2 separate regions of the Homo sapiens genome follow, and region 2 is linked to region 1. A link is a contact called in ENCODE Hi-C or POLR2A ChIA-PET data. All regions are on one chromosome and are shown on one strand. Each heading gives the region's core, a stretch centred on a gene start or an enhancer-like site at or near the end of the contact. The rest is flanking DNA. Distances are from core to core; before and after follow the strand shown. Region 1 overlaps FOXO1 (forkhead box O1). Region 2 overlaps FOXO1 (forkhead box O1).

Region 1 (3,211 bases), core at 357-2,856:
TGTATCAAAGTGCTATCAAAAACCCCTTCCATTCTACTATCCTTAAAACTACTGCCAATTCTCTTCAGTTTGAACCTGTGCCATTTACATAAAGAAGTTTTATATTACTGGGCCCACATACTTACAGAAACAAAAAAGACAAAAGAATATAGAATATATAGAATATAGAATATAGGCCAGGCATGGTGGTTCACACCTATAATCCCAGCACTGTAGGAGGCCAAGGCAGGCAGATCACCTGAGGTCAGGAGTTCAAGACCAGCCTAGCCAACATGGTGAAACCCCATCTCTACTAAAAATACAAAAATTAGTCGGGTGTGGTGGCAGGCGCCAGTAATCCCAGCTACTTGGCAGGCTGAGGCAGGAGAAGGAGACTGCGGTGAGCTGAGATCACTCCAGCCTGGGCAACAAGAGTTAAACACTCTGTCGCCAAAAAAAAAAAAAAAAAAAGAATATAGAAATATAGAGCTGATCAAGAATTAAAGGCCCCCAAATTAATAAGACTTGGATTCATTCACACCTTTAAAGCCCATTAAGCAAATACAAGTGAATGTAAGGAAAACAGAGTCATTGCTTTTGTATTTGAGAAAGCTGACCTGCCAAAAGAAATTTTTTTTTAATTCAAGTAGTGCCCCTACCCTCCAGTTCTACCAATGACCAGTAGTATGAGCAGGATGCACCAACTAACTCCATGACACACCTCCACGTAGCCAGGGGCTACACTGTCCAAACAGACAACCTGGGATGGGAAGAAATGACAGAGAACGCAAAGAGCTCTAACTCTCAAGCTACCGCAGCTTCATAACTAATCATGCCATGTTTATCATCCCTAGGCCAACTAGGGAAGAAAAACCAACAATCTTTCTTTTGAGTACTTCCTGGGTGGCTCTGCTACTTACTTACCTAGGTGACCTTGGGAAGCTGCCTAGCCCCTAATGTGTCTTAAGTTTCCTCACCTGTAAAGCAGGGCTAAATTACAGAGCCTTATCAGGGTTGTTACATGTACTAAATGAGATACATAAAAATGCTCAGCGGTGCCTGGCATGTAAGCAGTCACCATGAAGGGAATATTAGACCCCAACTTAGAATAGTGGTATCCTGCGCCCCAAAGTCCTGCTTCTCTATTCCTATTCAGTGTGGTATGTATAGGAGCTTAGAAGTAGTACAGATACAAACCCACAACTGCAAATATATGGTGAAAGGGGCCAGAGGTGGTCTCTCCAAGTTTCAGCAGAAACACCAGAGCCAGGCTGCAGATGAGAAAGCCATGGTTTGATTCACCTCCTCTACAACACAGAGTAAGATGGTGTTCAGGGGAGTCCGTGGGACACGTGGAAAAGGAGACGAGGGAAACGCTGTGAGCTCCCCAGAAGGAAGGGCCTTGTCTTATAGCTTCTGGCCCCCAGCACAGTACAGGGCACACAGCCACTACACCTTGTTCATTCAGCAGCCTCTTTCCTCAGAGGTCTGCTCCCAAGGAGTGGGATTCTGGGTGCCCTAAGACCCTGGAATGTGCACAGTCTCCCAGCTTTCTTGGCCTCCTCTGCCAACTGGATGCAAGGCTCAGCTGACCATGCCCCCTGCATCTCTGCGGCCCCTCTTCTCAACCACAAAAAGGCTCTGGCTGGATTTGTGGTCACCCAGGGGTGCAGCCACAGCGCCCACATCCTCATGCCATTGACATGGGACGCCCGGGCCCGAGTGCCAACCACTGCGCCTGAGCAGAGCCTCTGCACAGCAGGATGAGGCCTGGCTCCAACACAAACTGGGAGAGAAGTCTTCTCTCATTAAAAGGTGGTAGAAGAGAGAAAATGGAGGGGTCTCACTTTCTAAAGGGAGATGCAAAAGTCAGGGTAAGGCCCAGCAGTCAGGGCTGAGAAATCCACATTTCAAAACGCCCTCTGACTCTCTGTACTGCATTCCGCCTAAAGATTTCAACACAGCAGCTACGTGACAAGCCCTCCTGCCAGAGCATACAGTGAAGTGTGAGAGCGGGGAAGACACCACCGGAGCCCCAGATTCCCGGCTGGAACGGAGCAGGTGTGTGGTGATGGCAGTGACTGTCTCCTGTTCCCAAGAATCCCCACCTTCCTCCACACCCAAGATCTACCCTCACCTCGAGACACGCTGTGAGGAGGGCCAGGGGCTTAGAGTAGGTACAAGAATCCCTAAAAGAGGCCAGGGAGTACATTTCCCTCCCATCCTATTGCATTCCCCTAAGATCCCCAAATTCCTATGGGAAGGCGCCACACACACACATGTATGCTCACAGAGCCACAGCCTTGTCTGCTGTACCCACCAACCCCAGCCGAACCGAGTTCTTAATTCCTCCTTAAGATCAGCAGGCCCGCACTTGGGGTAGCACTGGAATGCAGCCCTGCAGTCTGACCCTGACATTTTCTATACACTGGAAGTCCAGGCATTTGCACAATATTCCATCATGACAGTTTTGTTCTTTGAACACAATAGACACACAGATAAGCTCCGATGAAATCTCTGGAGGAGAGGAAGCTTGACTCCTGTCCCTGTCACATTTAGTTAATGATAAAGGGGGAAGAAAGATCTTCCCAGATAGAAGCTTCCTGGTTGTTGCATTGACTTGGGGAGAGGGGGTGAAGCTCTCTAACATTCATGATAAGCCTGTCAGATCACTGGCAAGCCCAGCTGGGGGTCATTTTTAAAAAGACTGCAGGAGACATAATAAGGAAATCTTTAAAACATTCAAGAAGCGTTCACTAACTCAGGTGGGACATATACTAATTTAGACTTTAAAAAAAAAAAAGCCACAGCAGTCTCCTACTTATCAAAACATCATATTACATATTTTTCTAAGAGGACATTTCAGGTCGCTCTTTGAGTAACAGAGCTGTTTCCTAACTTTGCCAACAATTAAAATTTTTTCCGAACAGGAAAAGGTTTGCTGTGCAGGACTTGTTACATAAATTCCTGTTTTTCACACAGCCAGCGGGACATTAAAGAAGCTACGGTTTCTAGGGGGTGGGGTTTGAAAAGGTAAATTTTGTAAAAATGTGTTGCTATTAACGACGTTGTGTCTGCACTCCCCTACTGGCCACAGGAGAGGCTGGATGGAAGAGCAGTTCACCAGAAGGACTTCGCAGCAGAGCCGCGTGAGACTGCTGGGCTCTGAAATATTATGCCCTTGAACTCTCAACAAATATTACCTGAGGACAGAGGCAGGATGTCAGGACAG
Region 2 (2,956 bases), core at 193-2,692, 51 kb after region 1:
TTACATTATACTGTTATTATTGGTCTGTTTTATTATTAGTTATTGTTGTTAATCTCTTACTCTGCCTAATGTATAACTATCATAGGTATGTAGGTATAGGGAAAAACGTAGTATACACAGGGTCTGATACTATCCAGTTTCAGGCACTCACTGTGGGTCCTGGAACTATCTCCCTCCTATAAAGGAGGACTACTGTGTATCGGTTTATCTACAATTTTAATGGCAACGTTTTAAAAGAGGAATGACCCACAAACTCCACTTTCCCTGCCCTCGTATTCCTTTCACCAGCAAGACAGAGGTGAAGAATTAAACTTTAATCAGCCACAATTTGAAGAAGGCTGTAAGATGATCTCCAGTATTTGAACCTTGAAATCTGGGTAAAAAAGAACACCTCATGCCTGTAAACCCCATCTCTCCATCAGGATTATCACTTGGTCAATAAGAGATAGCAAAGTCAAAAGTGTCCTCTTTTTGGAGGTGGTGTGTGTGTTGGAGGGCAGGGTCTCTGTAAGAACAGCTATAAGTAAAAGAGATATGGTGAAAGGTCACTAGTCTGTCATCTCTCTCTTCCTGAGGCACATAAGGATGTGACATAGTTACATGTGGTTTGCAAGAGGGCTCCTCCCTTTACAATCTGCTTCTCCGACACCCCTAATCTAATCAATTTTTATTTTCAGTTTGGTGTTTAAAAAAAAAAAAGTTACCACACAGAAAGGACTTTAAGTCTGAAATGTTAATCACATCAAAGTCTGGAACTTCAAAGTTGCAGTTCCCACACCAAGAGCAGCTCCGGTCCCCATCTGCAGTTTGAGTGTTAATCTAGATGGTAGTTTCTCTGATTTAAGACCTTGTTTTATGTGTACAGGGAGTGTGGCCAAGTCACAGGCACTACGAATTTGAATTTCCTGACTCTCACTTGGTTTAGTGGATGATTACGGCGTCAGCATGTGCATTTGAAACAGGTCCCCAAAGAGGAAGCACATTCAGGTCACTTGAACAAACACAAGCGTGAGCCACACCAGAGCCCTCCAGCTGACTGCCTAGCAGCAGTTACACGGTCTCCCATCAGGACCCTGTGACCAGAACTACCAGGCAGCTTTCATGGAACTGAAGTTGGATCCTCACGGCTGGTACCATTAAATGGCTTGTTTTTCTAAGAACCTGTGAAGAGCTTTAACAGACAGAAGAAAGTAAATCAGACCTCTCCTTAAAAAGAAAAAATAAAGGGTGAAAAAACTAGCACTCAACCCGGTATTTTAACTACTGGCAGTTGCCTTTCTTCTACCATGCAACACAGTGGTTTCCAAAGGTATTTTCCAGAAGTTCTGGTTCCTGATTTCAGTGGCTACTCTATTTCAGGAATAAGGACAAAACTCAATACAGAGACAAATGTTGGAAAAGTCCCAGGGAACTAACCTGGCACCAGCAGTTCTGTGCAAGTCCACCCGGCCAGGCCAGGATGCATCTAAAAGCCAAACAGTTTGCTGTGTGCTTGCTTCTCATCGTCTTCGTCTCCTCTAGCAGCTGGAAATTTTAAAGCTAGATATGTTTAACCACCAGGAAACATGCTGACCATGAGCTCAGTCCTCTTCAGAAAGTCAAGAGCACTGCAGGGAATAGGACCTCTTTTCAAAGTGTGATTCTGCAACACAATGGCACCATATTTAATTCATCTGAACATTCTACTTAGCAAGAGGGACCTACAGGACTCAAGGTCACTGGAGTTGCAAGCAGCCTGAAAACATGGTCAATGACGTTTCATTTTGTAAAGAGGAAAACTAAGGAACTGAGGGGACAGCAAATCTTCACGTAGAAGATTTTGTTACTGAGAACAACGCCAGCAACTTTCTCACAGTGCACAGTGGAAGATCTCTTGGCCCTGCAGAGAAGAAAGCACAAGGATAGTGATGCTCCCCTTATCTGGTGGCCAGCCTTCCAACCCCTCGGCCTCTGAAACACTTAGACTATTTAAACAAATGTGAACCAGAAAGTCAGGGCTAAAAGAAAACAATGAAAGCCAAGTGCTAATCCACAGAACTACAGAGCACAGAGATCCTCTCAAATCCTCATCCAGGGCCCGCTGGATTTAAACTGTGTATAAAATAAGGCCAGTTACTTAACACACTTTGTTATAAAGTTTCTCCTGAAAGGCTCATCCCTTCCTATCTTGAAAACCATGCTGAAGTAGCTAGGAGGCAAATCAATGTACACAGTAAGAGGAAGTCTTTGCCAAGCTCCAGAAGACATGGCATAGGTGGGTATGCAAAAAACCCGAAGTTCCCAATGATCACTCCCATCACTCCAGTAAGGCAGAAAAGCACACAGTGAATGCAGAGGTAGATAAAATGCACATTCATGCAGCAAACAACCGCTGAGCACCTACCACCGTGTGGGTTCAAGATAATGAACAAAACAGAGGATGCTTGTCCTTGTGGAGCCTCTGCTCTATGGTGGGGGAGATGGACAAGAATACACACTGGGGGTAGGTGGCAACAAGTGCTATGAGAAATAAAGCAGAGGGGGCCAGACGCAGTGGCTCACGCCTGTAACCCTAGCACTCTGGGAGGCCGAGGCAGGCGGATCACCTGAGGTCAGGAGTTGGAGACCAGACTGGCCAACATGGTGAAACCCCATCTCTACTAAAAATACAATTTAACCGGGCATGGGGGTGCGCGCCTATAATCCCAGCTACTTGGGAAGCTGAGGCAGAACTGCTTGAACCCAGGAGGTGGAGGTTGCAGTGAGCCAAGATCGCACCACTGCACTCTGGGTGACAGAGTGAGACTCCATCTCAAATACATACATACATACATACATACATACATACATACATACATACATACAGCAGAAGGGATGGTGCATGGCATATACCGGGCATGTGAGGAGGCTGTGATTATCAACAATGAGGTCAAGGAAGACTGCTTTGAAAAGGTGACATCTGAGTGAGCGAGGTGAG

The links. Hi-C counts contacts between places; a loop is a spot of excess contacts on that map. ChIA-PET counts read pairs that join two places held with the same protein, here RNA polymerase II (POLR2A).
Region 2: a loop to region 1 is called in a map of Right ventricle myocardium inferior, with 2.4 times the contacts of the local background. The contact joins two enhancer-like sites. A Hi-C loop is called at or near these places in 4 of 168 maps with a recorded cell type or tissue (B cell, CD4-positive, alpha-beta T cell, Right ventricle myocardium inferior and 1 more). POLR2A ChIA-PET finds 5 or more read pairs at or near these places in 11 of 52 experiments (B cell, CD8-positive, alpha-beta T cell, T-cell and 7 more).

What each region holds. Positions count from the first base shown.
Region 1 is chr13:40,561,513-40,564,723 of GRCh38, forward strand. The region is part of intron 1 of FOXO1 (forkhead box O1); the gene reads right to left. Among named protein-coding and RNA genes, the nearest start is that of LINC00598, 82 kb to the left of the region's middle. RefSeq lists an enhancer at 1,816-2,569. Within about 2 kb of position 1,607, at least 12 of the 41 ENCODE cell types and tissues checked have a DNase peak (open chromatin) inside an H3K27ac peak, as active enhancers do; they include B cell, where a contact is called at or near this core.
Region 2 is chr13:40,612,734-40,615,689 of GRCh38, forward strand. All of the region lies in intron 1 of FOXO1 (forkhead box O1), which reads right to left. Among named protein-coding and RNA genes, the nearest start is that of FOXO1, 52 kb to the right of the region's middle. RefSeq lists an enhancer at 563-612. Within about 2 kb of position 1,443, at least 26 of the 41 ENCODE cell types and tissues checked have a DNase peak (open chromatin) inside an H3K27ac peak, as active enhancers do; they include B cell, where a contact is called at or near this core.